Regions from separate parts of the Mus musculus genome. Here regions 1 and 3 are each linked to region 2. The links are chromatin loops, found by intact Hi-C in ENCODE. Cell type or tissue: left cerebral cortex. All regions are shown on one strand. Each heading gives the region's core, and the rest is flanking DNA. Links, peaks and the distances in the headings are about the cores only. Region 1 has its middle 12 kb from the start of Txnrd3. Region 2 holds the start of Gm36505 (a long non-coding RNA gene). Region 3 has its middle 15 kb from the start of Gm839.

Region 1 (10,813 bases), core at 3,428-8,427, 650 kb after region 2:
AAGGCCACTCCACGTATATGCACACACAATCATCCACATAATTAAAAATAAATCTTAAAATATTAAACTCAAGTTTTTCCCCCCACTACTGGGGTTTGAACCAGGGCTTCCTGCATGCTGAGTGCTCTACTACTGAACTACCCCCCAGCCCCGCCACACTTATTCTGACAACTTGTGCTGTTGTATCTGGTCATCAGTGTTTCTTGCATCCCCTTCTGTGCATCTTCACATTTCTTCTTGCTTCAGAAGCCTTCTATTATCTATCTTAGGGAAGAATGTGTGAGTACAAAAATGCAAGGCTCCTTTCATGCCTGAAAGGTCTTTATTCTGAGTGATAATGGGCTTTATAATGGGCCGAGTCTGTAATTACAGGTTCCAAGTGATTTTCACTCTGAACTCTGAGGATACTGCCCTGAGGATCCTGTCAGTCCCAGAACTCACACCTTCTTGTGCTGGAGAGAATTGCTTTTATGATTTCTTGGGCAATAATTTTCTTCCTTCTGTCTGCTCTCTCTTTCTAGAACTCAGTGTCCTGATATTTTCCATTTTTCTCTCGCCTATGCTCTTTCCCTCCCTTTCAGACATGGGACCTCAATATGTTACCCAGGTTGGCATCAAACACATGAGCTCATGTGACCATCCTTATTCAGCCTCCTGAGCCCTGGGATTACAGGCATGTGCTGGCCCTTTCTGATTACTAGGTCGTTTGCTGTGGCCCTTGAATAGAGCCCGTAGCTTCACACATGCTGGGTAAGCACTCTGCCATTGACTCAGCAGCCCCCCACCCCCGTGTTTTTGTTTCTTCATACTTTTTTAAAAAGAAAAAAAGATTTCTGTGTATGAGTGTTTTGCCTGCATATATGTATGTGTGTATGCGCCTAGCCTGGTACCTGCAAAGACCAGAAGACATAAGATTCCCTAGAACTGGAATTACAGATGGTTGTGAGCCACCATGCGGATGCCAGGAACCAAGAGCAGTCAGTGCTGGTAACCACTGAGCCATCTCTCCAGTGCCTCCATTTTTTTTTTTTTAATGTTCTGTTCTGGCATAATTCCTCAGCAAATTGTCAAGTCACCATCTTGATCCCTGGCTGTATTCGTTCCACTTCTCCATCTGCCTGATAAGCCATTTTCCTAGTTAAGGAATCAAGATTTTTCTATTTGTATTTTTATGAAGTCAGTATCCTTGGGCAGCGTTCTGCAGACATTCGTTATTTGAATTCAAGATTCCTGTTCTTTATATTAGGTCTGATTCCTGAGCAACACGTCCCTGTTGACTGACTCTGGCGGCTGTTCCACAGTGGCACTAGAAAGACTAATGCTCAGATTCTTAAACCAGCTCATAGATTTGCAAACAGATCTGAGCAGCTAGCAGCACCTATAGCTTTGCATGCTGAGCAGAGGTTCCCGCAGGACTGTGTCTAAGCGCTGTAACCCTACCACACTTCTTCCAACCCTCCTCTACTTCCCTGTTCCAGCACTTCTGGACAGGTTGGCTTGGTAAGACTTGGAGGGTGAGTAGATCCTTAGGAATCGAAGCAAAGTGGAGGTATCTTTTCTGGTGGAAGGCAGAGGAAGAGGAGAGAGTCAAGATGTGTCAGAATCTGTAGGATGTGAGACTCAGAGACTCTGGGTTAAGTCAGGAAATGAAATCAGTTGCGCAATGCAGAAGTGGTTGAAAGGGAAAGCAAGGCTGGTAAAGAACTGATAGGGACCATGGTGAGTGTGGTGACTGGCAGAGAGTCATCCCTAGACAGTGTTATTGTGCTAACCTTGCGGAACCATGGGGTCTATGCATCAGTAAGTGGGACTGGACCAGACACAGAAGCCTACTTTTCAGACTTCCCAGTCCTCTTCATTTTGCTTTTGGCAAGAAAAGCCCTGATTGTCCAGCTGTCAGAAGGAAAGGAGGGAGGGGGGAAGAAAAAGAAGAAAGCCTCCAGTCATCTTGTGTTCCAGTGACCTGGTGAGTGCAGGGCTATCAAAACCCCACGGAGCTTATACATGAAGCAACCTCGAGCTCTTCCTCTGCACTCAGCCTCCACATCTCTGGAACTCAGATTTTCAGTCTTGCAGGCTATAAACATCTTGCTCACAAGACCTGAGGAACTCTCCCTCGCTCCTGGCTGCTAAGTTCCCCCGGAGCCCAGAACATCCTTCATTCTAACTTGACAAAAGCGCTGTGCTTTGAGGCCTGTTTTATAGGTTTTCTGTGCTACAGGTTTGCGGTCCGTTACCGTCATCTGTCAGAGTTATAAAGCAGCACTGTGCTCACTTTCCTGTTGGTTGATTTTATTTAGACACTAATTCCTATAGCTGTTTAAAAAGAAGAAAAAGGATGAGAGCAGGCAAGGAACACATTGCAGTCTCTCAGCAAATTCTCCTTACCTGTTCCATACATCACGTCTCAGGACAAGAAGCACAAATAACTCAAGAAATACGCATAAACAACGCCACCGGTCTTTAATAACAGACAATTAGTGGTCTCCTAAGTTGCTCTCAATTTCTGGCTGTCTCTAGATACTGGCTCCTGAGGAAGGCAGTTCCAGGGCCAGTAACTATCACTCTATGTCTTTAGCAGTAGACAGGACTTTGGCCACGGAGGTACTGAATAAATTCTTGTGGGCAGAATGATTCCTGCAAGTAAGAACCAGACCTGAGAGGCCAACGTGCTGAGCCAGGTTGATGGAGCCATTTTTCAGGGGATGGGAGGAGAAGAGAAGGAGGCAGGCTGCAAAGGAACCATGAGTAATCTTGCTTAGGTCTGCAGCCAGCTTTGTCCCTTCGAGGCTGTGTCCCTGAGACAGTCATCTCTATAAAATGAGACAGGTATGCTTCGCTCTGTCACAGCCTGAAAGCTGCTTGGGCAGAAGCAAGAGGGACATAACCTCAAAGACACTGTTGGTCTCTTGGTGTCTTTTTTATTCACTGTGTAAAATTGATACATCTGTGTAGCCATTTACACAAGTCTGTTCACTGGATATGTAATCATTTACATATAATTTCCCAGTCCCAGCCTTAGCCTCTATTACATTCTAGAATCTACTTCAGACCCCAAACTTGAAGCATTTACTCCTTGAAGCAAAATCTCTTGTCTTTTCTGCTACTCAGACTCAGTGAAGGATATTGATTTTTAAAATAAATCTATTGCTTTTTAAAGATATATTTATTGTTTTTGCCTGTGTACCACATGTGTGCAGTGCTAACGGAGGCCCGAAGAAGGTATTGGATCCCTTGGAACTGGAGTTACAGGAGGGGATGAACTACCTAATGTAGGTGCTGGGAACTGAACCCGAGTCCTCTGAAGAACCACAAGCACCCTTAACCTCTGAGCCATCTCTCCAGCCCCTATTTAAAATTTTATTATCTATTTATTATTTTATTCAGTGTTACATGAAGCCATCTTCTCACAAGTATATATGCACTTTGAGCATACCCCCACCCCCTGACTCTCCCCTTCCTCCCTCTCCCATCAGCCCCCTTTCTTCATGTTGACAGTTTCATGTCTATTCTCACATGTGATTTTACGTGTTTGTAGATTTCATGTGTGGAACTCACCAGTGTAGGGAACACTTGATGTTTGTCCTTTTGAGACGGAGTTAATCTGCTTTAAGCGATAGTGTCCAGCTGCATCCACTTTCCTACACTGTTTGGCTGAGGAAAACTCCACTGTGTGTTTACGCCCACATTTTCTGTGTCCACTCCTTTGTTGATGGAGCCTGAGGTCCGTTCCATAGCTCAGCTGTGTGTCATCTGCTCTTTTTCCTGTGGCCTCTCTGTAGGTAGCTCTTCTGTGCAGCTTGGATGGACACACCCACCAATAGTGGCAGCATGCAGACAGAAGAGGGAGCTGAGGCAGAAGCCATGCAAACAGCATCCCTCAGGTTGCTAGGATCACCAGCCTTTCCACTATTGTATTTCATTTGAACTAGGGCAGGGTCTGTGAGCTGGAAAGGGTCCCATATTGTCCCCCAATGCCCTGCAGGTGACACACCTGTAAAGTGACCCTACTCTGCCATGAGCATTTGGTTAGAGCAACACTGTGAGTATCGGTAAAGTGCTGTTAATAGCAACGGTAGGACTTAATCTAAGCACCACTTTTAATGTTTATTTTTTAACATAAGTGAGCTAAGATGTCGTGGGGGTGGGCAGCTGTTAGACCTTTTCCATGTTCTTGGCTTCCTGTAGTGGAGAACTCTGGGCCTGCAGACTCTCCAGACTGCCTCTAAGTCAGTCCCATTGCTTTGAAGTCTCCACAGCTACTGGCTGCTGGAGCTTGGCTCAGAAGGCACTGGCCCCAGCCCACTGCTTCCATAGTTCCAGGAGACCTTTCTGCCATCCCAAGCTCTGGTGATCTCTAACAGGCTGATGGGGAGCACTCCCTAGCAGCTCAGCCGAAGGCATGTGATGGCTGTGCATTGGTCCCTTGCTACTCCCTTTCTGGGCAGTATGAGCAGGTAGTTGATCTCGCTTTTGGAGTCAGCTTGGAGACAGTTTCCTGTCTGGTGTTGAGACCCCCTAAAGGTCTTTTCTTCCTTACTTATGATGTTTATCATTAGCAGACCTGGTTAGGGAGAGCCTATAGAATGAGAAAGTGACCCAAGAGACTTGGGAGCCAGAAGGCCAGGGAGGGAAGGCTGAAGGCAAGAAATCTCAGGCCCCATTCATTGGAAGATCCAAGGGAGCTACCAAGTCTTAAGGGCTGAAGGTCCTGGCATCTTGGTCCAGGAGGTGCGGGGCAGAGGGTTTCACCGCTCAAGGCCCCTAGCAGCAGTGCTTGCTGGTGCCAATCATCAGTGTTGGAAGCTAAGTGTCAAGAACCAGTGCTGGGGGTTAAGGCCCAGGGCCTGTAGCCTACATACCTGGAGCCCCAAGTCTCTACCGCAGCCTGGAGCATCTGGGCCCCTGTTCTCAGGGCTTGAGTTACAGCCTCTGGCTCTGCCAACCCAGCTCCCATGTTTCTGATGCTCAATGGGGGGAGCACCTCACCTGCTCAGATTCCTATCAGAGGAGAGGGACGCCACCAGCTGACCATCAGCACAGTCGTCTGTCTCCTGCCCTTTTCCTGTCTTCTTTCATGGTGTCCCTCTTTAGAGTCTTTCCTCACTCCTATTTCTGCCTTCAAGTTGGCCACTCAACACCAAATTCACAACTTCTTTGAGCCTCAGTTTCCTTGCCTGCTCAATAAGAGTGAGCACAGCAGCTCAGAGAGAAGTAGAGTTTCAATAAGTTCACTCATAAGTGCTAAGTGCTGAGCGCCCTAAAGCCAAGGTGACCACTCCAGGAATATCCTTCCAGCTGTTTACCCAGCAGCAGCATGGGTGGGTCTCAGCAGCCCAGCCAGGACGGCTTTTAAGAGCTGCCTCTTTCATTTCATCCCCCTTGCAGGCTCCAACCTCTGTAGTTCACAGGGCTTGCTTACCTACCCCAGTAACCCATGTCACCCTCCCCACTGTATTCTAGAGGCAGTCAAGACTCAAAGAGGTGGAGTCAAGCGAACTGGAACACAGCTCCCCAGGGAGCTGCTGTGGCTGCCGGCACTGACCACGCCTGGGTGGTGGTTGTTACTGGATTAAAGGCACCTGGCCACTTCCCTGTCGCGTGCTGAAGCCAGCAGGCAGCCAGCCTCACAAGTATCCTTCTAACAGGGGCACCTTGCTATTTTGTCTGCGTCATAAGAAGCTTTGGCGCCACCAAGTGGTTATCTAGAGAACAGTATCTTGGTACTGCAGTTTTGAGATCAACCTGAGGGGTGGCATCTCTGTCTAGCCTACAAATCCTGGTTCCCAAAGCTCATCCCTGCCTGGCTGCTCACTAGAAGTGGAAATGAGCTTTCTGAGGAAGCTTCACAGTGCACTGAATCCACACTATATCCCTCTGTTGATGCTAGGCCCCGTGTCCAGCAATGAGGAAGCAGAGAGAGACCATGGGGGTATGGCAGAGAAGGATCTGTCTGCCAGAAATGCAGAAGTGAAGCCCTGTGGACTTCCAAGTGAGGTCAGCTGAATTATGTAGTGACTTTTAAGTGCCAGGAGCTAATCAAAGTCATCCATGCTGTCTCCTTGCTCTTATTGGCTATGGTTGATACAAATCCTGAATGTCAGGCTTGCAGCCTTTCCTGTCCAGTCCTGTTATTATCAGCAATAATAACATTTGATGTGGCACAGGGATTGAACTCAGAGCCTTGAAGATGCTAAGCAAGCAATCTGCCACTGAGCTACAGCCCAGCCATTAAAAGTCGTTCCCAACACCTGAGTTACCAACCTTTTCTATGAATTCTTGTCTATATGCACGACCCAAGCCAGGCTCCGCAGAAATACCAGGGGTTGTCATAGAACGGGCACACCCCATGCCACTCAGATTCTCTATCTCTGAGCCTGTCTACCCTTTCCTGTTCCAAGCCTCAGATAACCCACATAGCCCTCAGGCTTCTAGGAAAAAACTCAGGCTCAGGATCCAAAGCTGTTTTCTCCCCTGAAGGCTCTTGGTACTTGTACAGATTTGCCATGGCCTTCTTCCTGGCTTTGTTTGTTAAGGACACTGGATAGGCAGGCATTTCCAGACCAAAGACCACAAGCTTCTCTTTGCACCCTTTCTCAAAACAGCAGGGCTGAGATACCCTCATTTATACAACTTAAGGGGACTCCAGCAATAATAAGGCAAATCTGTTCCAAGGTGACTTAAGGTCTCCTTTCATAGACAGGGGAGCAGCTGGCACCATTCTGCGTTTCCGCTTGAGTAGGCACTTCCATTACCCTCTGCACCTCTGTGGCTGGTTTCTGGAAGGATCGACTTCAGCAGGAAAGGAAGGGCAGGGGCTCCTTCTCCCCAGGAGAGTCTCAGTCTGAACGCTCTGACTCCCATGCATCACGGCTGGAGGGTGTCTTCTCCGACAGTGCTCTGCTCCAGTGGGCGATGAACTGGAGTTAGTCTGGAGGCATCTGTTAGCTCAGGGGAGCCTCGCTGGAACCACCCAAAGGCCTCTCTGCATGTGGAACATAACGGCGTAAACAGCGTAAAATGGTCCGTGTACACCTAAGTCCTGCGGGGATAGGAGAGCAGAGCTCTCACGGAGGATGAGGGAGGGACACTTTGTGCTACCTTACAAAGAAAAAAAAAGAAGGAAACAAAAGAAATGTTGTCCATAGCAGAATGAATGCAAAAGTAGCCCCAATTTTGCTGCCCTCCCTATACCTATGTCCCCAAGCACTGTAACCATGTAGCAACTCCCAGGACACTCCATGGCATGTCTCCTACCACTTGGATAGACCTGAGTTGGTCTTGGGACATAGTGTGGGGAACAGAACGTGGCAGAAGTAATAAAGTCAAATAAAATAGAGGCCTCAAAAAACTCTGCATGCTTTCTTTCTCTTGGGTCTCTGGACTGGACTGGTAGGGCAAGAGGACACCTGGATTCAAGAGAGTCACTCCAGCTGTCCTGACTGAGCCTCCAGACACGTTAGAGCCCATCTGAGCACAAACATCCCACATGACTGCTCCACACTGGTGCTGTTGATACACAAGACCGCCACAGATTCTGGCTAAGCAGAAGCACCAGGTACTCAGAAGTGATGCTGCATGGTGGATACCCAATGTCACCAATGCTTGGTGATGCAGCGATGGCTAACCAGCATACCTGTTGTATCCTTCCACTACTGGACTTAAGTTCATCCAGTTGCAAAGCTGGCTCTCTGGTTGTTTCCCTGTCTTCTGGAGCCATCTGCTATCCAGGAGTCTCTGTGGACCTGGAGAGTCAGCACAGGGTGCATTCACCTTGGGAGACCCACTAAATCAAGAAGAGGCAGCTGTGAAAATGGGCAGAGGTTGGGATTCAGCCCCTGTGACTTCTTCTTGACTGTCATCTAAGGGCCTCCATTCATATTTCCCCAGGGGTGGCCTGCAGCTTCTCCCTAGAGGCCATCCTCCAGGAACAGCTCGCTACTGTGCTGATAAGCAGCCTCAACAGACTTCCTGGGAAATGTATGCATGGTCACACTGAGTACTGTTTCTGAGAATGTCTCTGTTTTGCTCTCAACATTGGCTTGCTCTCGGTGTCTATGTTTAGAACTATGGCCGCTCAGGGATTTGGGGGCAGTGCTCTGATTTCTTCTAGCTCGCAGTTAGGGAGTGTGCGCAGTGGAGGGCGTGGCTCTGCCTCTCACACGCTTTAGAAGGTTGTAGGAGGGTTCTGCTCTCCCTGACAGGCTGAGATTTTGTGCTGAAATGACTTGAGTCGTCTTTGCCCCTTGTGGTAGGGCCCCATTTAAGCTGAAGGCCTGGGGCTTGGGGTATAGCTCAGAGTTAGGGAATTTGTTTTACGTGTACAAAGTGATGCATGCTTTTGATTCCAGAACTGTGAGGATAAAGCAGGAAAACCTGAACCCCATTGCAAGCTCTAGACCAAGCTGAACTATATTTAAAAACAAAACAAAACAAAACAAAACAAAACAAAAACCGAGGGGCTGGAGAGAGGAGAGATGGCTCATCAGTTGAGAGTACTTGCTCTTGCAGAGGACCCAGGTTCATAACCATCTTTAACTCTGGCCCCAGGGGATCTGATGCCTTTTTCTGGCTTCTGTCTGTACCAGACATGCAAGTGGTACACAGACATACATACAAGCAAAACACTCGTACATATGAAGTTTTTAAAAACTAGCTTTAAAAAGGCAATTGTTAAAAATGAAGGCCTGCGTATTTTTAATCTCTGCAAACTGTTCTGTCTCTGGGGCTCCCTTAGAGAACTTGGCTCTGGACTGATTGTTCTTCCTTTCTTACTTTCCTGTTTTCTTTCTTTGTGTGTGTGTGTGTGTGTGTGTGTGTGTGTGTGTGTGTGTTTTAACCTTATTATATTAGGGTACATATTAGGCCTGTTTAAATTTTTAAAACTTTATTTTCTGTATATGAGTGTTTTGCCTACATACATGTATGCTTATCATGTGTGTGCCTGGTGCTATCAGAGGCCAGAAGAAGGCATGGGATCCCCTGGGACTCGGACAAGATTGTGAGCCATTAAGTGAGTGCTGGAACCAAACCTGGGACCTCTGCAGGAAACGTACACTTACCTGCTGAGCTATCTTTACAGATCGGAGAAATTTTCTTAGACAAAGACATATATGCATACACACACACACACACACACACACACACACACACACACTAGAAGCATACATTTACTTCTTTCCCAAACATTACAGTATTTACAAAGACATAGAAATGTGCTGAAATGACTTGAATCATCTTTGCCCCTTTGACAGTAGTACTCCAAACTTTTTGGGTTTTATTAATCACTTATTTTTCTTGTTTCCTTACTGTTTTCTAAAGATTGAAGATATAATTCTCATATCTCATGGCTCATGGCTTACAATGTGCAATTAAATAGACTTCCTTATATTCAATGAGTTTTGGACCAATCAAGAAAATCAACTCTCAAGTACCTTTATTATGCATTAAAAATCCCTTGTAACCCACTGCTCGAATCCCCAGCACCCCCACATCACGTGACTCCTCCTTTTGCTGGCCTCTGGCAACCCCCATCTGCATGTGCACAGAGTATTCTTGGCTCTATAGTCTGATTTTAATATATTTCTTTTCAACTAATTAAGAATTACAAGGGATAAGAGGAGATTAATTAGGCCATATCCATCCTAAGAGGCATATACAGAAGAAAAGGACAGTCACTAGGAAGGAAGGGAAGGGAACATGGTTACAGTTTACAGCTTCGGAGTGCCTCAAAGGCCAGGTCCTGCAGGCTCATTCCTCCGCCTATAGTGTTAACGAGGGACAGCAAAACCTTTAGGAGGTGGGACCTGGTGAGAAGAAGTTAAATCATCGGAGACATACACATGGAGGGGATTTTAGGACCCTTGGCCCTTTCCCTTGTCTGTTGGCTTCATTTCATCTTAGATTTTTAAATTCAAATTCTATTTATAGTCTTTAAAATCAGTGTGACCACATTTGAAAAAAAAAAGTATTTACTTTTTGTCATAGCTGTGATCAAATATCCAGCAAAAGCAACATACAGAAGGAAGGAAGGAAGGAAGGAAGGAAGGAAGGAAGGAAGGAAGGGAGGAAGGAAGGAAGGAAGGAAAGGTTCCTTTTGGCTCACAGTTGAGGGTGTAACCCATCACAGCTGGAAGGAGTGGGAGGCAGCTGCTCATATCGTGCTAACAGTCAGGAAAGCAGAAGACATGCAGGCTGGTGCTCAACTCACTGTCTCCATTTTGTTCAGTCCAGGACCATGAAAGAGCAATTCCCACAGTGGAGGTGGGTCATCCCACCCTGGTTAACCTGATCTAGAAGCCTCCTCGTAGACATGCTCAGAGGATTGTCTCCCACTCAACTCTAGGTCCTGTGAGGCTGACGACACTCACCATCAAGGTTATAGTTCTTTGCTTCCTTCTGGTATTTTAAAGGCTCATACGGACAGCTGGACTGATGCTCGCCACACACGGGTGGTGGTTTGCATTTTTCCGGAGTTGGGATGACCCTTGACTCACAGTTGTGCTTGTCCTTGACACTCCTATGCACCGAACGAGTCTGAATGAGAGACACTAGCAAACACGTGCTGTTGCCAGTGGGTGTTTATGTTATCGAAGAAAACAAGCTATCAATGCAACAGGAGAAATGGGGAGGGGGTGTTGTGCACACAAAATGATTGTTAGGAACAAATAAACAGCCATGTGGATTCCTTCAGTAACGTGGAAACCGTGACAAGCAGACAGCTCTGGTAGAAACGGTTCAGCAGATGGTGTTGGCTTTTTGTGTCTAGAACCAACAGAACACCTGAAACAATTGACTTCACAGGGGAGATGTT
Region 2 (10,813 bases), core at 3,867-8,866:
ACACTTGAGGACTAGCTTTGAGCTGCAGAAACCCAGTCTGGTCCCATTGCCTCATGTGTCTGCCAGACTCCTGTGAGAACAGGCTAGCTGGTTTACAGGAGTAGAAGACACTGGCCAAGCCATCACCAGTCACTTGAAGGAGCGGCTGACTGCAGAAGCCAGAGCCACACAGATAGCTGTACACAGACCACGTGCTGAATCGTGCTATGGTTTTTCCTTTCTCTCAGTTAGGCCTCTGGCACAGGGTTTGAGGGTCCACATCCTGCCTGGCCATTGTCTCCATGTGCATCATCCCTGGACTCTAGGGGAGACTCGGGTATGAAGATGCTCTGAGGAGCCCCGTGGTCTCCCCACCCCTTATTTCCACTTTGCTTGCCTTACTTCTGCAGGTCAGGCAGAGCCTATGGAATCAGGTTGGCGAGAATCAGGACTTTACTGAGTAATTATAGGATTAGACATCCCCCTCGAAATTAAATGCTACCTCTTACCTTCCAGAGAAGACTCCCACCCCCCACCTGCTACCATGTAATTATCTGGTGAATTACTCTACGGAGGTCTCACGGTAATTATGCCAAGAGTCAAAAGCCAGCAATTGTTCCAGTCATTACAACGAGGAATTAGCTTTCATTGTGTGAGCCTGCAGTGCCACAGCTGGCGCCAGAAGCCACAGTCACAGTGCAGGACCATACCTCAGTGCGGGCTCAGTGCTGGACAGGTGGAGCCTGGGTCACAGCCCCTAGGAAGCCTCCACTCACCAGCCCCTGGTCCCCAGGAGGGATATCTGTCTTCGTGGCACTGGCGACTTAGAATAAGGATCCCAGGGGTTTTCTGCCTCATTTGGTGCCATCGCCACTGAGGATTGGAGGGTCACAGTTACAACTGATCTTCCGTTGTACCCCACTCAGCACTAACAGGAGATAACGATGCTGAGAAGAGTCAGCATCTGTTTAGGAAGTATTGGTGAGCAGCCTCGGAGGTGACCCAGTTGGGGTTTTAATTAGGTTTCTGCTGCTGTGATGTAACACCACAGCAGAAGCAACTTGAGGGGGAAACGGTTTATTTGACTTACAGGTCACAGTCCATTGTTGAGGGAAGCCAGGGCAGCAACCTGAGGTAGACACACCTGAGGGAGGAACTGAAGCAGAAGCCATGGAGGAACACTGCTGACTGGCTTCTTCCCCATGGCTTGCTCAGCCTGCTTCTTATAGCACCCAGGGTCATCTGTCCAGGGCTGGCATTGGCCACAGAGGGCTGGAGCTCCCATGTCAATCAAGACAATGCTCTGCAGATGTACTTGTAGGCCAATGTGTGGGAAGCATTTTCTCATTGAGCCTTCCTCTTCCCTGATGACCCTAGCTTGTGTCAGTTGACAAAAAAAAAAAAAAAAAGACAGGAGTGCTGGTATGTTCTTGCAGTCCCAGATCTGGGGAGGAGCGGTCAGGGGGATCTCTGGAACTCACCAGACATCCAGTTGATCCTTACCAGTGAATCTCATGCCAATGAAAATCTCCCTCTCAAAACATAAAGCAGATAGCTCCTGAGTAAAAACATGCAAGGTTGACCTCTGGCATCCACAGGCATGTATACACTATACATACTATACACACACTCACACACATATACACTCATACACACACTAACACACGCACACACTCACACACATGAGTGAGCTCACCGAAGTCATGACTTGCGCTAACAGCCATTTATTCTGAGCATGCTCAGAATGGCATGCTATCAGTATATAGGAGGGTGTTAAGAATAAGGGCTCAAGGTCACATCACCCTAAAGTTCTGTGTTGGCTTCCTGCCTCAGTGTCCCACACTGCACCATTGGGTGTGCCAGGATTAAATCAGCTAGCAGGGCATCAGGGTTTTGTGGCGGAATCAAGTGCGGAGTGAATGCTGGAGTAAGCCTGCTGCCCAGGAGCTGGGGTCTGACAGGTGCGGCTCAGGGAGGGAATGGCCTCCACTTGGTCATCTGCCAGGATTGGGAGGAGTGGTCACAGGGTGACCCAGACAGAGGTGATATGGAGAAAGGGGACTCTGATGGGCATGTGCCTGGGGCTAACCTGCCCCTTTCAGAACTGGGTGGGATGACGCCTTGATTCTCCCCAAAGCTATGGCTGAAACACCAGGTATGAGGTTCCAATCTCCCGAGAACACAGGATTGGCTGGATCCGCTGTGGAGACAGTTCTGGAGTAAGCCCCAGGCCAAGGAGACTAGTAAAGGTTGAAAATCATAAACCAGAGATTGGGGTAGCAGAGAGGAAGCAGAATGTAGGAGGTGAGCCATGACTGTACCTCACTTCTGTGATCTAGTTCCTAGGTCAAGCCCTGACTTCCCACAGCACCAAGCTGTATACAGGTTCCCATTGAGTCTGGCCAAGGAGGAGGGGCTACCCCAGAGCCTGCTGGGAGTGGACTTCTGGCCTGTGGTTCTTTACCACAGGCCATAGGTCCCCACTCCCAGGGATACAAAGATAATATGGCGTGGTACCGTGTTATCTTGTTGCCCTGTTGTCCTGCATGCAGGGCTTTGTTTCAGCCTCCTCCTTCCCTGGCCTCTCTCTCCCTTCCCCCATCTGCACCTGTCAATCTTGGACCTCCACTCTCCTCCAGAGCAGGGACGTTCTGAGCTGCCTGTGGTCTGCGAATGGCAATCTGAAGATCCCCGCTGAGCCACGCTTCCTTTCAATCCACTCTCCGCTCCGTAGCTGCAGCATTGTAGTCTGGCTGAGACACGGACTGAATGAAGCAGCCGCTCAATTCGAGCCTGCTACAAAGGGAGTATTTTGATGTTTTCATTTCTTTCTAGTTCAATAATTCGAGAAAACACATGGATTCGGTGCTGGTTCCAACAGGCTCTCTACTTTAAAAACTTTGTGTTGGTTGAAAAGTACATAGGAAAAGGGAATCGATCTACAGTGAGAGCTTGAGGGGAGGGGGCAGCAGCTTTGCCTGGGTGCTCTGCGACCCCTCCCGCTCTGACCTGGATTTTGCATTCAGTCTAGGGAGCTATCAACCTTGAGTCTTACCCAGGCCAGGGAACAAAGAAAAGAGGCAAACAAGGAGATTCCGCCCAAGCGCTGGGTTGCTCTCCATGGTCCTGAACGGGCACAATGACGACCCCCACCCCCACCCCCATCCCCATCCCCAACCTTCTCTCGTGCTCAGCAACAGGCCAGGGGCTGTCAACATGGACCTTATCTGAGTTGAGTATTAGAGACATATCTTGCAAACAGAGACACCCTGGATGTTCAGCTCACCCTACCACCAGAAAACACCACCAAAAAAGGCTCGTAGGGGAGCAGCTAGGCTATTGGAGGGAGCACAGAGAAATAGGCTACCACATAAAATGCTTTCTGAGAGAAGCGGTGTCCCAAGTGACAGCTAGCAGTGAGAGGACTTGGGCATATATGAAGAGAAACGGGAGCGTTTCAGAATCAGGGACCCTATGTCCAAAGCCAAAACCAAGTAATCCACAGTCGAACACACAGGCCTCGAGATCATTTGTATCCTCACCGGTTGTGTGATCCTACACAAATGACCCCCTCTCCGTGATTCCATTTACAAAATATTCTGTAGCTAAGAATATCAGATGCTCTCGGAGGACTGTGCTGAGGAGCAAATGCTTTCAATAAAGGTCTGGTGCACAGAACAGAGGCGGGAATGCAGCAAATGTCACCACCACAGGGCTCTCTGATAGGGCTAGGGAAAGGGGATGGCTAGAGTAGAGTCTCCAGGGGAGAAGCCTCTGAGAAGAAGGATCTTGGAGGATGCCTTGCTTGATGTGATTCAGTCCTCTGGGGGTGGCTATGCTGGGGGGGGGAGGGGAAGGGGGAGGGGGAGGGAGAGGAGCACGGCTGAAATGGGGGTGTTGTACCTGTGCTTTGAGGAGTGGTTAGGGGTGAATACTCAGGCAGGAGCAGATGCGAGGCACCTCTCACTGGGCTAGCTTGGTGTTGTGGACAAAGGATTGTCCATCATACCCTTTGTGCTGGGTCCCCCATGTACTCCTAAGAAGGAAACCTTTGTGAACCCAGCATGAATCCTGTCCTCCCGGTGAAGTGTGCAGGCATTTATAGATACACGGAGTGTTTGTTTTATAAAGATGGAATTGAGTGAGTGTTGCACACTTATCTCCAAATTGCTTTTCACATCCCACAATACCTTGTGGAAATCTCCTGAAGCTATGGGAAGAGGGTTAATTAAACTCTGCAGGTTGCAGATATTCCACTCGTGGCTGTGACATCACCTGCCTTCCCCGTCTTGCCCATCAGTCCCCTTCCAATGTCGCCTCAGCCCCTCCGGCAACTTACCCCACACCACTGGAAATTCAACCTCTTCACCCAGCCTGACTCCCAGACTCTTCACAGGTCTGTGTGGGGGACTTCAGGGACCTGGGGCTGAGTCACAGGATAGAGCTTGGCCTTACAGTAGGGGGGTTTAGGAAGGCTTGTGGCAGTGCCCTGTGTTAGGCACCTTGAGCTGGCTAGAGACCTGAGCTCTGGGTAGATGAGCGTATGAAGTAGAGACCCTGTCCCCAGAGCCTCCCCCTGTCTTTTGTGTGGTGGGTTCATATATGTGAATATACATGCATGCACATGCTTGTGGAAGTCAGAGGACAATCCCTGGTGTAATTTCTTAGGGTCTGTTAACCTTTTCAAGCCTACTCCCCAACAGGATTTTTCATTGGCCAGGAACCCTCCGGGATCTCCTTGTCCAGGCTTCTCCAGCACTGAGGTTATAGGCCCATGACTATACCAGGTATTTTACTTTTTAATTTTTCCTGTGGGTTCTGGGTGTTTCAGGGCATTTGGGTACCTCAGGTCCTCATATTCACAGAGCACAAGTTCTTTGCTTAGCCCTGCCTCATCTGTCTTGGTCCCAGGCCCTGCCCCACCCTAGGACTTTTCTTTTTCTACTACAGAGCCCTGTGACTGTAGCCATTCGTGATCTGTGATCCGTATTGTCACACCCCTGTTTTCTCCCCCTCTCCAAGCCTCTGGAGCCTGGAGGCTCCACAGCTGGGTCCTTCTGGAAGCAGCTAGGGAGAAACAAAGGCATCAGCCACAGCAGTGGTTTCCGGTTTGCTGTTTGCCCTAGGGCCAAGTCTCTGTTCTGTGCGGAGTGTGTGTGTGTGTGTGTGTGTGTGTGTTGTCTTGCTGTAGACATTAGAAATGCTTCCATGCTTTGAATTCTGGGATGGACCCCTGTCCCTCACACCCACTCCACCCTACTCTCCATTTTTGCTTCTATTCAGCAGTTCTGAGACACACAGTGTGGCCTTGCTGGGTCCCCAGGTTCCCTCCTTAGACTCCCCTAGAACTGCTTTTTTAGGGTACCCTCTACGTCCTCAGATCAGAGACCTCAGTCGCCATCGGCTACAGATAATGCTGTCCCATGAGTCCAGCAGCAGGAGGTAGACAGGACTGTGCCTCGAGCGCCAGCTTTGCTTTACTTTTAGGGTGATCTGGCTTTTTAGGTGTGTGACAGTGAGTTTTTCACCTAACTGGAAAATAGTATCATTGTCAGAGAACCTATGTAATGTAGATGAGGAGACAAAGTAACCAGACAGATATCAGGTCTGTAGATAAGAGGGTTAGGGGCTACTGGTTACAAACCTGCTAGATTACAGCTGTGGATTAGATACACACACACACACACACACACACACACACACACACACACTGTACTGATTTTTTTTTGAAGAGCTGTTGAGTTGTGAAATATTTCCATGAAACAAACCTGAGCTATCCTGAATCCTTAAAAAAATAAAAAATGGAGAACTCAGCAAGGTCGCATGAGGCAGGTTTCCTTTCCCCATCACAGGAGCTACACTGGCTTCTAGCTACCTTTTGTCACAATCTTCTCCAGTCATTTCACTCAATAGAACACTGCAGGGTAGGGCTGGGACATAGGGGCATCTTCCCAGGGTGGAGGCCTCAGGCAGGGAGGCCCTCTGAAACTCAGATTATCCCTACACACACACACACACACACACACACACACACACACACACACACTCGTGCAGCCCAGGCACCGTGCCACACAGAGGAATCCGACCAGCTGCCTGCTTTTCAGCGGCGACACCACAGTGGTTGGTTGAGGTTCCATTCTGTCCCTCCTGTCCTTTCTCTGGGCCTCACAATGATATATTCCTCCCCATCCCCCAACCCAGGGCCGGGGCCTGATGGTGGAATGTCTCTGCTGATGGACTCTTTAGAGGCGGCAGGGGGAGCTCCTGGCCCGTGAGAACTCATTCCAGTCACAGGACAAAAGCTGGGGTACTGTGGGACTGCCTGGGCTCCAAGCTGGGTACACAGCAGCTCAGAATTGGTTCTTGCCCCAGTGTTACCTTGGTCCTTTTTCTTGGTCCTGCCTCATTAGTGGCCTTGGCTATATGCATTTCCCCTCCCTCTCAGACTCGGAGCTCTTTTTGTCTTTAGGTTTCTCTGTCCTCTCCGCCTCCGGATCATCCCTCTGTCTTCCCCTTTCTGTACAAAAAGGAGTTAGTCCATGGGCTCAGGGTCAATAAATAGCCTTGAATGGAGTGGCTAGTATGAGCCTACCGGGATCAGGGAGTTGAGACATTTTGGGACCTCTATCCCTGTGCAAGAGAACTTCACATTCTAAGAAATTTTTTTTGTGATGAGGACCTAACCCAGAGCCCCTCACATCCCAGGCAAATGTTCTCGATTGAACTGTATACTCAACCCCAAGTTACATTAGGTATTCATTTATTTATGTATTTATTTATTTATTTATTCATTCATTCATTCGTCCGTTCATTCATTTAGCATGTGTGTGCACCTATGCAGACATATGTAGGAGTCAGAGAACAGCTTGTGGGAATTGGCTCTCTTCTTCCACCAAATGGGTTCTGGGGATTGAACTCAGATCATCCAACTTGGTGGCAAGCACCTTTACTCATTAAGCCCTATAGATAGCCCCCAAATTACATTTCAAAGTTTCATGCTATGTGTGTGTGTGTGTGTGTGTGTATGTGTGTGTGTGTGTGTGTGTGTGTGTGTGTGTGTGTATCACAGTGCACATATGGAATGCAGAGGTCAGAAGAAAATTTTAGGGAGTCAGTTTTCTCCTTCCACCATATGAGAATCCAAGGATCAAATTTAGGCTTGAGCAGCAATTGCCTTTCCCCCTTGCACCATGTAGCTGGCCCCAGATTACATTTTTATACATTTTACTGAATTGTTAGGGCCCCACTCACATTCCCCTTTCCACCCACAGCCAACTCTTAAGTGACGCCCACCTTGAACCTGTTGGCCAGAGTAGGATCAGACACCTTGCAAGTGTGATCAAGACACCTTGCAAGAACTGTGGTCAGATAATGAACCTTCCGACTGGCTTTCAATGGCGACCACACCCCCACAGGCCTGGTCCAGGTGCTAGCTCCTCAGCTCCATCCTCCCTGACAGTTACAGTTCCCTCCGTACTTGGGCCTGGCAGCTGAGACAGCACATATGGCTGCTCAGTGAGGCTGTGCCCCTGTGTCACTACTTACAGAGGGGCAGATCCCCAACCTCAGAAGAGGGTCTCCCCAGGCCCCTTGTCCCAGACAAGGCTCCCTGCAGGCAACACTAGCGAACACAGCAGCCCTGCAGGGCGGCTGCGGTCCAGCTGGCTCGGCTGCTGACTGCAGAAGGAAGCTTTGCTTTTGTTCTTGGATCACCAGCTGCCGCTTGCACAAGTGCAGTCCCACAGCTGCCAGGGCTGGGCAGTCTGGGGCAGGTTTCCTCACCTCTCTGGGCCCAGTTCCCCCATTTGAGATCCGAGGGTGGGGTCTGGCTGGATCAGCTCTGAGGTGAGCTTCTGGCCCTGACATTTGATATCAGCCACTGTCCTTAGAAGGTTTAGAAGGAAGGAAGGAAGGAAGGAAGGAAGGAAGGAAGGAAGGAAGGAAGGAAGGAAGGAAGAAAGAAAGAAAGAAACCCTTTTTACGACCCAAAGAATGAAATTAGCATCATTTGGCAATTAATGCATTTTTTTTCCCAAGACTCAACTCTTAAACAAAGTTCTGAGTGTTTGACTTTGATTTCAAATAGGTGGCTGTCAGGAGGAATTACATGGCTCCCAAAGAAACACACAGACGTTATAATTAAAGAGATGCCAATCTTGACAGGTAGTCGAGAGGAGAGGGGACATAATGGCAAGAATGGCGAGGGGAGAAGGATGCTCTGAGCCCAGTGGGGCAGGACTGGCAGAAGAGGAGGCCCAGTCACAACAGGACAGCACAGCACAGTGCTTTAGGCTCTGCAAGGCCCCTGCACCACAGCTCTGCAGAGGAAGGTTTTATTACCTGCATCACAGAGTGGTGATCATTGCCCTGATTTTTGGCCACAAATTCATGTATAATGCAACAGACATTTTTTCCCCCAGCTCCAACCTGAGCTAAGACTCCAAAGACACCTGAGCTCTACCCTCAACCCAGCCTAAGCCCTGCTCCCAACCAGGCTGAGCCTAACTTCTGACCCACACTAAATCTCATTCCTAACCTGGGGAGGCTCACCTCTGACCTATGTTAGTCTCTTTCCCAACCCAGACTAGCTTCAGGTTATCCTTGACCTAGGGGTTTCCCAGTTGGCCCAAAGATAAAATCACCACACTGGACCCAAGATGACTAGAACTGTGACCAGGGCAAACCTCCCCTAACACAGGCTCAGAACTGTGCCAGCAGCTGGAGAAGGAAGGAAGGTCAGAAGGGTGGCTAGAGGGATAAAGAGAGCAGGGTGTATGGGCTCTCAGAAGAGTGGAGGCACTGCTCTTTAGGGGCTCTGTCCAGGATGGGAGACAGGGCCGGGGTACTCTTAGCCACTACCTGGGGAATCTATGACCTGTTTGGGGCAGGCAGCTTGGCTGGACTCTCATCACCTGCATACATCCCACAGACTGCCCCAGCCATAGGCTGAAGTCCTGTTGTGATGAAGACCTCAGTAGATGTGTATGTGGGGGTCTTCCTCTTCCCCCATGGGCTGCTGCCCTCCCTCTCCTGCCCCACCCCAGCTTCCCCTCTGATAGGCACCTCATTAGCAGAGTATCTGTAAATAACACCAAAGAGTTAGAGTTACAACAAGGTAGCTCATTAAAGCCACTTCGCTGCTTCACTTCCCAATTAGTGTTTCTGCAAGCAGCTGCCAAAGCTGCCTGTGACAGGGCACCTTGGCATGGCATGGGCCTTCCAGGGCGATCCCCAGGGAGGATGCAGACTGCAGAGGAAACCCTCTACCACCCTCCCGTCAGAATCCTGGGTGGCCATCTGCAAGCACCATGAAGCCTGGGCACATGTGTCCACCACGGGGAGAGCCGGCACCTCAAGTTTGTGAAGGTGGCTCAGATTCAGGCTTCGTTGACAGTTTGTCCCTCCACTGACCAGTATTCTGGCCTCTCCCTGTGGTGTTTTTAGCTCTGGAATTCCATTCCAGATCACATTGTCAAAATTCAACCGAGGTGGCTGGAGAGGTGGTTCAGTGGTTAGTGCTCTCATAGAGGCCCTGGATATGTTCCCAGCACTCACAGGGCAGCTCACAACCCTGTGTAACCCTGTGAGTGCCACAGGACCTGACACTCTCTTCTGGCCTCTGTGGCACCAGGTACACATACATACATGTAGGCGAAACACTCATACACATAACGATGAATTTAAAACCTCACCTGCTTCGTGTCTCTCCTGGTAGGTCTTCCTCTTCCGTATGGATGACCTGAGGTTTTCCATTGCAGCTTCTGGGGACAGCTTTTGACCCAGTGGGTGCTGAAGGCACCAATGACTGCAGGGAATTTAAGTACAGAGTGGAGAAAAAGAACGTTGTAGAGAGGACAGGAGACAGAGGAGTGATGTCCCTAAGACAAACCACCTGTCTTCTGCTTTTGCAGAGGAACACTAGGAAACAAGTCGAGAAGGCTTTGCCCACTAGCTCCGCATCAAACAGCTGGAAGGAGTCACTGCACAGACCTGGGCCAAGCCCCCTCTGGAGCCTGTCCTGGAGTTGGGCTGAAGTAACAGTGGCTCTCACCTGTGCCAGCAAGATGAGGATGAAGAGATCCTCCAGTCCACCCTACCCTCCGCACAGTCCAGCCCACTTCTGTCTTTCTCTAGCTTGCTTTCGACCCCTGCTCTGCATGTCCCAGATTTTGCTTTCTGCTTCACTTTGGGAGGGAAACATCTCCCAATTTCTCTCCCTCTTTCTGAATCAATAGCTTAGCTGGGCAAGGCAGAAAATGAAATTTACACTCAATGGTTTCCACGGCAACCAGGGGGTGCTGAGCTGCTTTCTCCTGCTCTTGGGGGCATGTTCTTCCTGAGAGAAAGCAGGTATCAGAAGTCTGCAGCTTGAGGTTGGGATGGAGTTTAAACAGAACTGAGACTGAGCCCCATCCTCATCCCCTCCCCACCCGCCCCCACCTTTCCCCTTGGCTCTGAGCATGAGGGATAGGTGCCCTCTGACCTCACTAGCTCGGGAAAGGAAGCTTCAGGAACCATTATCTTCAGTTGGCCAGAGTGGTGCCTTCTCTACCTCTGGGTTTAGGTGGGCACTGCACTAAGTGCTGGAAGGATTTTATTTATTTATTTTTATTTCAATTGTCAGAGGAAGGCATTATTATTGTTTTGTTTTGTTTGTTTGTTTTATTTTGTTTGTTTATTTATTTTCCAAGACAGAGTTTTTCTGTGTAGCTCTGGCTGTCCTGGAACTCACTTTGTAGATCAGGCTGGTCTTGAACTCACAGAGACAAATGCTGGGACCAAAGGCATGTGCCACTATGCCCAGCTGGGAAGCATTATTGCTAACCTGCATGCT
Region 3 (10,813 bases), core at 3,607-8,606, 250 kb after region 2:
TCCTAATTCAATTAAAAATTAAAGCTGGCTGTGGGGTTGGAACATGGCTCTCTTCTTCTCTAAACCCATGAGTGCTTGTTGAAGGGAAATCCAAAGTCTCTGTCATGTATCTGAAGAGCCACCTGGTATGGAACAGAGGAAAAAAGGTGGGTGGGGTGGGGACTATTCTATAGCCACTATCATAATCTTTTGGCTTCATTTGACTATTTAAAACTTTTTAAGGTATAAATTTCTCAAAATCTACAAGACTATGATGTATATAAACAAACTTTCTGTCATGATTCCAGTTGTCATAGAGCACTAATTAATTCTAGAAATACACTTCATCAAGCCTCATGTTTGTATTTTCAGGTTTGAGTCTGAAGCAGGTGACTAGGAACTTGTGACCTCAGATAAATTTAATAGATTGTGGTCTTCAAACATTTCTGACATCTGCTGAATATGGCATTCAAAATGTTAGTTTTCTACCATGTCTAACAGAAACCCTTGAGGTCTTCAAGAAGATGTTGGGACTCTGCAAAGATGAATCCACATGGATTGTGATAACACTAACCACTGGAGAGAGCTGCCCCATGCCTCCCCTGCCACCAGTTTTGCTCAAACAGTGGACAACTTTGAGATGAATGCTCTGCTCTACCTAACCAGAATTGCCACTAAGCTGACAAACACCAACCAAAGATCAGCTTTGGACTACAAACTGCTCAGGTTGTTAAAACTGCTGAGTTCATATGAGACTGACATGAACATTTTACAGAACTTTGAACTCAAAAATACTTAATCCTAAAACTGCCAAATATAACCAAGCTGAACAATGTGAGAAGATTGGCAGACATAGCTTCATTGTTTTAAATAGTTTTACTGTATTAGAGTTAAAATCTTTCCTTTTATTTAGAAAAAAAGGAGGGGAATGTTGCAGGATATTTGCTCATGCTATGAACCCTGAGATTGTGTTATTTACTGGAAAAAAAAACCTGGTTCTAGTTATTGTGTGGCTCAACCCCAGAGCACACCTTTAATCCAAGAGCTTTCTGTTTATTGTATACAGGATTAAAAAATGTAAACCATAGATCAAGAGGTGAAGCCAGCAACCAGTTGACAGGGAGTAAACATAGGGAAAAAACCCAAGAGAGTGGGAAGAAGTCAGGAGGAAGGACAGAGAGTTGCAGGAAGTAGAAGGGAGGGACATTCAGTTTGCAGGGTTTTTAAGATAGTGTGAAGAAGGAAAATGGGCTTTTTCCTTCTGAGATGTCCACTGAGGAAGGTCAGCTGTGTGCTTCCTCTGCCTTTCTGAGCTAGCAGGCTTTCACCCCAGCATCTGGCTCCTGAGTCTTCATTTGGTAAAACTGACCAATTGAGATTTTGTTTTAAGAAAAAACAAAAATGTGTCATTGGAAGCAGACTTTGAGGTTATAAAACATGTAAGCCATTCCCAATTTCCTCTGACTTCCTCCTACTTATGGTTAAGATGTGTACTCTCAGCTATGCCTGTCAGCATATGTTTGTTTCATCATGGGAAGTATAAGCCTAATTGCACTTTTTCTTTTATAAATTACTTTGGTCATGGTAGATATTTTTTTCATAGCCATAGAAAAGTAATTAAGACAGGGTTTAGTACCAAGGAGTGGATTATTGCTCTGATATACCTGACCATGATGTTTTGGGGAGGAATATGGAAGACTGGAACTTTGTACCAGAAAAAGAGGTTGAACACTGTATGCAGGGCTTAACAGACCATCCTAGATATTGGAAGAGAGTAAAGCTTAGAGCAGTGTGGACCATGGAGGCCAAATCCAAAACATTTCAGAGGAAAATGATATTAGCAACTTTGGTAGAGACCATTCTTATGATAGTTTGGCAAAGAGTGTAGCTTCTTTCTGCCCCTATCCTAAGAATTTGCTTGAAGATAAATTGGAAACTAATGGACTCATTTCTTTGGTGGAGGAGATTTCAAGACAGATTAATATTGGCTCTGTCACATGGTGAAGAACACCATCAGAAACAGAAAGCTGGTAAAGATGTAATAGATCAGGAGGGCCATGTCCCAGCCCCAGCAAGCAGCAGAACTTGGCAGCTTCAGCCATATGGTTCTGGCTGTAGAGCCAAGGATAGAAGAAAGAGGCTATAGATTTTCCTTCCTCAACTAAGGAAAGCCATTGAAGCCAGGCAGGTGTCAGGGGTACCCCTGCATGCAGGCCTAGAGAGGGCATTACAGGAAGCTGGGATGGTAAAGCCTGAATTGCCTTGGAGACCCCAAAATGTTGGATATGCCAGAGCTGTGGGATATCTACTAAGATTGGTTGCTAACAGGGGGTGGAACCATCCCAAGGGAAAGAAGTATGTTGCAGTCAACAAAGCTGAAAGGATCTGGAGATCTGAGGAGTGCTTTGACATTAGACATGGAGATGCAGAGTTTGGAGTTTGGTCTTGCTTTTATCCAGTATTTCTTCATTATGTTATCTTTACTCCCTTTTGGAATTGTAATGTGCATCCCATGCTATTGTATGTTGGAAGGATGTGATCTGCTTTTTCACTTTGACTTTATAGGCAATTACAGTTAAGAAATTGTGTAAGGGCGTGGTGGCGTACTCCTTTAATCCCAGCACTCAGGAGGCAGAGGCAGGCAGATTTCTGAGTTACAGGCCAGCCTGGTCTACAAAGTGAGTTCCAGGATAGTCAGGGCTATACAGAGAAACCCTGTCTCGAAACAAAACAAAACAAAACAAAACAAAACAAAACAAAACAAAACAAAACAAAACAAAACAAAACAAAACAGATTGTTAGCCGGGCGTGGTGGCACACTCCTTTAATCCCAGCACTCAGGAGGCAGAGGCAGGCAGATTTCTGAGTTAGAGGCCAGCCTGGTCTACAAAGTGAGTTTCAAGATAGTCAGAGCTATACAGAGAAACCCTGTCTCGAAAAACAAAAACAAAACAAAACAAAAAACAGAAAGAAAGAAAGAAAGAAAGAAAGAAAGAAAGAAAGAAAGAAAGAAAGAAAGAAAGAAAAGGAAGGAAGGAAGGAAGGAAGGAAGGAAGGAAGGAAGGAAGAAAGAAAGAAAGAAAGAAAGAAAGAAAGAAAGAAAGAAAGAAAGAAAGAAAGAAAGAAAGAAAGAAAGAAAAAAAGAAAAAAGAAAGAAAGAAATTGTGTAAGTCTCAGAAGAGACTTCGAGCTTTGGACAGTTTTTAAAATTATCTATCTATCTATCTATCTATCTATCTATCTATCTATCTATCTATCTATCTATCTATTTGTGAGTACACTGTAGCTGCCTTCAGACACACCAGAAGAGGGCATCAGATCCCATTCCTGATGGTTGTGAGCCACCATATGGTTGCTGGGAATTGAACTCAGGGCCTCTGGGAGAACATCCAGTGCTTTTAACCACTGAATCATCTCTCCAGCGCTCAAACTTTGGACTTTTAAACAAGTTTAAGACTGTTATAGACTATGGGGACTTTTGAAGTTGGACTAACTGCATAACTAAGACAACTGGAATGTCTTCAGGGCAAGACCCCACCCAGCTAACCTTCTAAACTTGTGAATACAAAAAGCCTAAGGAATTTTCTGCCCCTAAGAAACAACAAAAGAAAGATGTTTGCAAACATAATTCAAGAGGTCCAGGGTCTACCTCAAGCTAGTAGTCAAATTTGGTAGTATAGTCCACATGGTTCTGGCATTAAATGATACATGAGTGTGATGATTTGTATATGCTTGGCCCAGGGAGTGGCACTATTAGAAGGTGTGGCCCTGTTGGAGTAGGTGTGTCACTGTGGGTATGGGCTTTAAGACCCTCATCCGAGCAGCCTAGAAGCCAGTATTCTGCTAGCAGCCTTCAGATGAAGATGTAGAACTCTCAGCTCCTCCTGCACCATGTCTGCCGAGACACTGCCATGCTCCCTTCTTGTTGATACTGGACTGAACCTCTGAACCTGTAAGCCAGCCTCAATTAAATGTTGTCCCTATAAGAGTTGCCTTGGTCATGGTGTCTGTTCACAAGCAGTAAAACCCTAGCTAAGACGCACGAGTAAAGGGGTTGCAGAATCTTTCCCTGTAGTTAAGCTGCTGAGGTCACTGTGTAACAGGGGAGTCCCTGCATGGAGGTCCTGAAAGGCCATTACATGAAGCGGTGAAAGTCAAGCTTGGAATGCATTGGAAATCCCAAGGTGTTAGAGGTGACAAACCCATGGGATATCTGTCAAGTAGAGTTACACACAGTGAGTGGAGCAAGGCAGAGACAGTGATGCATGTTGCAGATAGCAAAGCTGGAAGTACAGAGCCTTCTAAGCCTTTTAACATCAGGAGGGAGCTAGATGATTTGAAGTTTGCCCTGTTGAGTTTAGACCTGCTATGATCCAGTATTTCCTCACCATATTCAAATGACACCCTCCCCTCTTCTGCAATGGTCAAGTATATTCTGTGCTGTTGTAGGTTGAAAGTATGCAATTCACTTTTTGATCTTACAACTAGGATATTTGCCTTGAGTCTCAGAAGAGATTTTGAACTTTGAACTTTTAAACAGTGTTGAGATGATGAAGGGCTTTTGAAGTTGGACTAAATGCATTTTGAAGTATGATATGACCAGGAGGCATTGTGGGCGAAATGTGGTGGTTCAAATAAGAGTGGCTCCCATAGGCTCATATGTCTAATTAATGTCTAATTACTTGGTTTCCAGTCGGTGGAATTGATTGGGAAGGATTAAGAGGTGTGGTCTTGTCAGAAGTATGTCACCGAGGGCAGAGTTTAAAAAAATAGTTCTCAACCTGTGGGTCATGACCCCTTTGGGAGTCAAATGACCCTTTCACAAGGGATGCATTTCAGATATCCTACACATCATGCATTTGCATTATAGTTCGTAACAGTAGAAAAATTAGAGTTATGAAGTAGCAATGGAATAATTTTATGTTTGGGGGTCACCATAATATGAGGAACTGCTGTATTAAAGGATCTTTGTATTAGAAAGGTTGATAACCACTGCTTTAGGGTTTCAAAAGCTGTGTGAGCTCTCTGTCTCCTACTTGTTGATCAAGAGGTGAACTCTCAGCTGTTCCTGCCTCCATGCCTTTGTGCCACCATCATGGACTCTAGCCTTCTGAAACCATAAGCTCAATTAAACTCTTATTTTATGTTACCTTGATCACACTGTTTGTCACAGCAATAGAAAAGTAACTAAGATGAGAGCTAGGCTAGGGTCACTATGCACAGCCTTGTAAAGACATGGTTGCGTTATTTCTAGTCTTAGCTGCTGCCACTTATATCCAGATCTCTTTGTAGGAAATCTCTTGAGTTTGGTTGGAACTTTCATGGAGTTTCATTTATCTTGCTGTAATGAACTTTAACATACTGTATCCAGTTTTTTCTTTTTGTTTTATGGAGATTTTATCTTCAATATGCTCCACATATTGATTCAACTTGAAAACTGTTTCATGCATTCTAGAGCTTCCCAGCCTTATTATTGGACAACATGACAGACACCGGCTCTCCTTCTGGTCTGTTCTTTGTCATTCTTGGAAATCTTGTGAGTAGGGATGGAAAGCCTAGTGTCTCTGCTCTCTCTCTCTCTCTCTCTCACTCTCTCTCTCTCTCTCTCTCCCTCCCTCCCTTCCTCTCTCTCCCTCTCTCTCTCTCCCAGAATTCGCTTCTTCTGTGCTGCATTTCTCTGCAGTGTGTTGAGCTAATACTCCATCCCACAAACCCCTTGGGTTCTTTCTCATACCCCTGTGCTTGTTATGGATGGAGTTTCTGATCTTTATATCTCTAAGTATGTTAGACGTACACACAGAGACACACAGGGTGTGGGGGGGGGGGAGGTAATGATAGAGACTCTGAAGATTCACAAGTTCTCTTTCTCATGCAAGGGGATGGCTTTAGCATCTCTACACATTTGCTGGCCCTAGATGTACTTGGTCCACCCAGTAATCCTCTTCTTATTCAGGTAAAACATCTATTTCTGTCAAATTGTTGAATATTTGTATTTTTATATGTATTTAGCCCAGAAAAGGGCAAGCCAAAGCTTAGGTTTAGCACAGGAAAGGAGTTTTAGCTTATTCTCTAAAGAAACATAATCAGTAGGAGGGAGAGATATGGACTAATGAATAGTTAACTAGGTAGACAAATAGACAGATGATAGGTAACTAGGTAGATGGATGATTAACTGACAGATGATAGAATAGAAAAGTAGAGAGAGAAAGAGAGAGAGATGATTGACAGAAAATTACTTTACTAATACTAAGATCAAGTACTTGACAAAAGCAGCTTACAGAAGGACAGGTTTACTTTGGTTCATAGTTTCACAGTTTGGAGTCAGTCCACTACAGCAGGGAAGGCATGGCCAGGAAGGAGGTGGAAGCAGCTGCTCATAGTGCATCATCCACAGTTGGGAAGCAGAGAGAGATGAATGCTGGAGCCCAGCTTATGGTCTCCTTTCTATCAGCCCAGGAGTCTAGCCCAGGATGGGTCTCCCTATCTCAACCTAATCTAGGAAATGCCTCAAGACTTTCCCTGAAGCTCATGTCCATGGTGACTGTAGATCTTGTTGGGTTACAAACAAGATTGACTATACAGGTTGGTAATTAGGTAGCCCAGTGGCTGGATAGAAGGATGTTTATTCTAGGAACTGATTCACATAGAAGTACAAAAATCCACCTCCACCTCCATTATGTGCCAGTTGGGAACCAAGGATGGTCCGGAATTCACCCTGAGGTACTGTCACCCTGAAGTGCTGACATCTAGGGGAAGAAGATAGGCATGCCAGCCCAGAGTGTGAGGTACCTTTCCCTGTCTCCCCAGCTGGTATATGATGCCTCCTGCACTAGGGAGGGTGAGTCTTACTCAGTCACTGTTATAACGCCAATGACTTCCAGAAACTTCTCTCAGACACATGAGACATGACGCCTCACCAGATACTTGGCCATCCCTTAGCCCAGCCTACTTGCCCTCTAACCTCACACATCACAGGGCCACTTCAGTATGCAGAGTCCCCTGTCTTGGGCTAAGACTCTCCTCTTTTTAAGTTTTTATTTAGACTCATTTGAATTTTCATTTTTAGTTCTATTTATTTTATTTTATATGTGTGGGTGTTTTGCCTGCATGCATGTATGTGCATCGTGTTCATGTCTGGTACCCAGAGAGGCCAGAAGAGAGTGTTAGATCTCCTAGAACTGGAGTTACAGACAGTTGTGAGCTGCCATGTGGGTCCAGGTCCTCTGGAAGAGCAGAGAGTTCTTAATTGCAGATCTATCTTTCTAGTCCGTTATTTAAGATTTTCTACTTAGTTATTTTGTGTAGAGCCATGCAAACAGTGTGCCTTGCCAGGTGTCCATCCCTGGAAGGCTGTCATCCACAATATATCTGCTCACTGAATCCTGAAGGAAGACAAGTTCCTCTGGAAAGGCGATGGGCAATCTGTCTCTGTGCTGCTCATATTTTTTAAAAAAGCTATTTGCTTGCATATATTTATCTTCCATTTAAACACCTACAGAAGCTTCTTGACTGTAATTAATTTTCTCTCTATTGAGGGGGATGTAAGCATGCCCAAATTAATTCATGATGAATGTATCTGTTTACCACAGTGGTCCCTCCCATTTCAGCTTCTTATGTTAGCCAAAAGCAAACACCCACAGAAGAAAAGTTGCTGAAGGCAGCCATCACTGAGAGCCCCTGTGGCTCTTGGTGTCACATTAATCTCCTGTATGAAACCGGGCATTGCCAATGTTGTCTTTTCTTCCTCTTAAAGGAAACTCAAGTCACACCAAAGCTCAGCAGATAGGGTTCAAAGTAAGAAGAGCACACGTCCAGAACACAGCAGGCCCATTCCCAGTGTCTTAGTTAGGGTTTTACTGCTGTGAACAGACACCATGACCAAGGCAACTCTTATAATGGACAACATTTAATTGGGGCTAACTTACAGATTCAGAGGTTCAGTCCATTATTATCAAGGTGGGAGCATGGCAGCATGCAGGCAGGCATGGTGCAGGCAGAGCTGAGAGTTTCTACATCTTGTTCTGAGGGCAAACAGAAGACTGGCAGCTTCCAGGGTGAAGGTCTTAAAGCTCATGCCCACAGTGGCACACCTACTCCAACAAAGCCACACCTCCTAATAGTGCCGCTCCCTGGGCCAAGCATATGCCATCATACTCAGCATCTGTGTTATTACCATGTATTAGTAATAAGCCACTGAAAGATCATTTGATCTTTATGAGTCCCATCCCACACTCATCTTGACAACTTGTGCCTACCAGCTCTTGGACTTCATGCTGTGCGTATAAATCTCCACTCTAGAACTTCTCCCAGAGATCTCTTCACACATATGACTCTCCAGCTCTTACAATCTAACTTGCTACAGGTTGGAAAGTTTGGAAAGCTCACTGGTACTGGAGACAGAGGTTCTCATGTACACCAAGGTCTGAGAGCAAGTTGGTTCTGCTTTCCCATGATCCTCTGTGAGTCATTCCTTCCCACCTAGGGACAGTACCTATCATAAGAACAACCTAAGCAGGAGGGGACTTTCAAAGATGCTCCTATCCCTGGCTTGCAGAGCATGCCCAGATGGCAGAGGGATGGGTGCTTTGAGCTCATCCCTTCATTCTGTCTCTACTTGTTCTTCTTAGAAGGACCTTGGGTCTTCATGTGTCCTTTGTGGATCAAGCTGTGTGTGCTGCCCTCCAAGACCACACCTGATGGCTGTTTTCCTCTTGCTCATCTTTGCTTCAGTTGCGCCACTGAAGATCCTGCTTGGTTCCAACAAGAACCTGGGCCTCCTTTACAGATCACACCACTGGCTAGATCAGCCCAAGATGTTCCTGGGCTGTCTGAGGCCTCCAGCACCAGCTAATCTCCTGAAAGATGGAGGCTGGGTTGGCACACCTTGGCATCAGAGTAGCAGATGGACTGGGACTGTTCAGGGCTCATTGTGTCCAGTTACAGTTCCTTTTTCCTTGGGGCCAGTGGTTCTGACGCTCGTCTTCTGGGGAAGCCTGGAAGTGCTTCAACAGATATTTCTGTTTATGTTTTCAAAGAGTGAACTGCATTCAGAGAAAAGTATGAGATAAACAATCGCCCAGGTAGTACAAGCCACTGAGAGACAGAGAGGAGAACCGCTCAAGGGCATTGCTCCACAGAAGCTAGGTATCACCTGATGTGCAGGCTAATTCCACCCTACCTGTATGGATGCCACATGCTAAGGTCCCTTTGTGTCCACCACCCCCCCCCCGGCCACTCCCCAAGCTTCTCCACACTCTCTCCCTGCCCCCTCCATATCCTTTCCACGTGCCCTCCATGTGCCTGCTTCTCTCTTCCATCCCACTTCATGAGTTCAGATACTCCCCCCATCCTTCCCCATGCATGTGGATAGAGTGAGGCACAGGGAGGTGAAGAACTGGTCATAGGCTACCCAGCTCAGTAGCTTAAATCTAGGTGGCCTCCCACAGCACGATCCCATCCGCCCTACCCTTCTGCTTGGCCTTTTTGGCCATCAGAGGGACGGAGACAGTGCCTCCATCAGGGGCACCGAGTCCCAGGCAGGCAGGAGAGTGTGGCTCCTCAGTGTCCTCCCAGACTATGGTTGTGTGATACTGGCAGCAGAGGTCGCAGCCCTGGTGTCCAGCCCCTTTCCAGACACGGGTGTGTTTTATGGCTTAATTAAACAGAGAGGAGCATAATTGACGTGCAGCCCGCTGGGCGCTGCCGCTTCCTGGCTCTTCCCCCGTGACTCAGATGCCGAGTGTGGGCTAATAGATTCGCAACGCTGATCGCTGCTCCAGACCCACTTAGCGAAGCTCTGGGAAGCTCTCACCGCCCTGGGATTGAATTGAATTGCTTTTCATTTCTAACCACGACCCATAAATCCCTCACACATCAGCCCCCGCAGAGAAGCCTCCAGGCTCAGGTCTCTCTGCCCGCCCCAGCAGTTAGCGGGACGGCTGCCTTGTAGAAGAACCACGCTGGCGCAGGGTCAGCTGCACGTTCACGGCCTGGACAAGCATCAGCATAAGGTCAGCCAGACTGGAAACTAAAGAACCGGCCCACGGTCCTTGTGGCAGCCGTGGCTTATGCTTCCCTGGGTCACTTTGGACTGAGGTATCTTTCCCACTGAGGGGGGGGGGGGGGGAGAAAACGAAAAAAAAAACAAAACAAAAACCAACCAGCCAAACAACAAAACTGAAGCAATACTCACTCCACACCAGGGGCAGTGGAGCAACTGGGACTAAAGGCGACCAAAGGTGACTAAAGGTGAAGTACTTCCAGCATGACAGACATGCTCTAGGGACTAGGACCTTGTTTGTGAGACTGTAACACGTTCCTGCCCACTGAGAGGTGGTTTACCAATGGAGAGATGCAGACGAGGCGGCGGGATAGCACCGCCAAGACAAAGAAAAGCCCAGCAAGTACAAGCTCAGGCTGTTTGACAGGGGAGGGGCTGAAGCCTAAAGGACCAGTGAGAGCCGGAAGGCCAGAGACAAGACACACAGGGTCAAGGCTCAGATCAGTACTGCTAGAAAGAGACCCGAGGGACCAGCCAAGATCAGATGGAGAGGAAGGGACAGGTTTCTTTGCCACTCCCAAAGGCTAATGGGAGCACACTGTGTATGCCTTTTTACAGAACCACCCAGTGCACTTCCTCAGGCCTCACCCCAGCCCTGCCTGTCTCTCCATGCCACTCACCATCAACATCCTCCTCCTTTGTCCTTCCTCTCTCCAAGGCCATGCTTTCCAGCAAACCCATACCTCCTACACCCCAGCTCTAAACTAGGATTTAGAAGAACCTTGTCCCCTCCTGCAAACATCTCAGCAAGCGGCCATCAGACTTCAATTCTCC

The links. Peaks named below come from ENCODE experiments on the same cell type or tissue, not always from the same donor. Only the 100,000 strongest peaks of a DNase experiment are listed, where the experiment ranks them.
Region 1: it touches region 2 in a loop (2.7-fold over the local background); 5 of 42 quality-filtered maps call a loop at or near these places.
Region 3: a loop joins it to region 2, with 2.1 times the contacts of the local background. A loop is called at or near these places in 3 of 42 quality-filtered maps.

Annotation. Positions count from the first base shown.
Region 1 is chr6:89,626,563-89,637,375 of GRCm38, forward strand. No RefSeq gene overlaps it. Among named protein-coding and RNA genes, the nearest start is that of Txnrd3, 12 kb to the right of the region's middle. In left cerebral cortex, for the core only: CTCF peaks have their summits at 3,849 (motif pointing right) and 5,715 (motif pointing left); DNase peaks (open chromatin) are centred at 5,679 and 8,059.
Region 2 is chr6:88,974,107-88,984,919 of GRCm38, forward strand. Gm36505 (a long non-coding RNA gene) reads left to right here and starts at 4,628. Exons shown (of 3, transcript XR_003956462.1): 1 at 4,628-4,766. In left cerebral cortex, for the core only: a CTCF peak has its summit at 6,235; a DNase peak (open chromatin) is centred at 6,231.
Region 3 is chr6:89,226,059-89,236,871 of GRCm38, forward strand. No RefSeq gene overlaps it. Among named protein-coding and RNA genes, the nearest start is that of Gm839, 15 kb to the left of the region's middle. In left cerebral cortex, for the core only: a CTCF peak has its summit at 6,729; no DNase peak of the experiment used is centred there.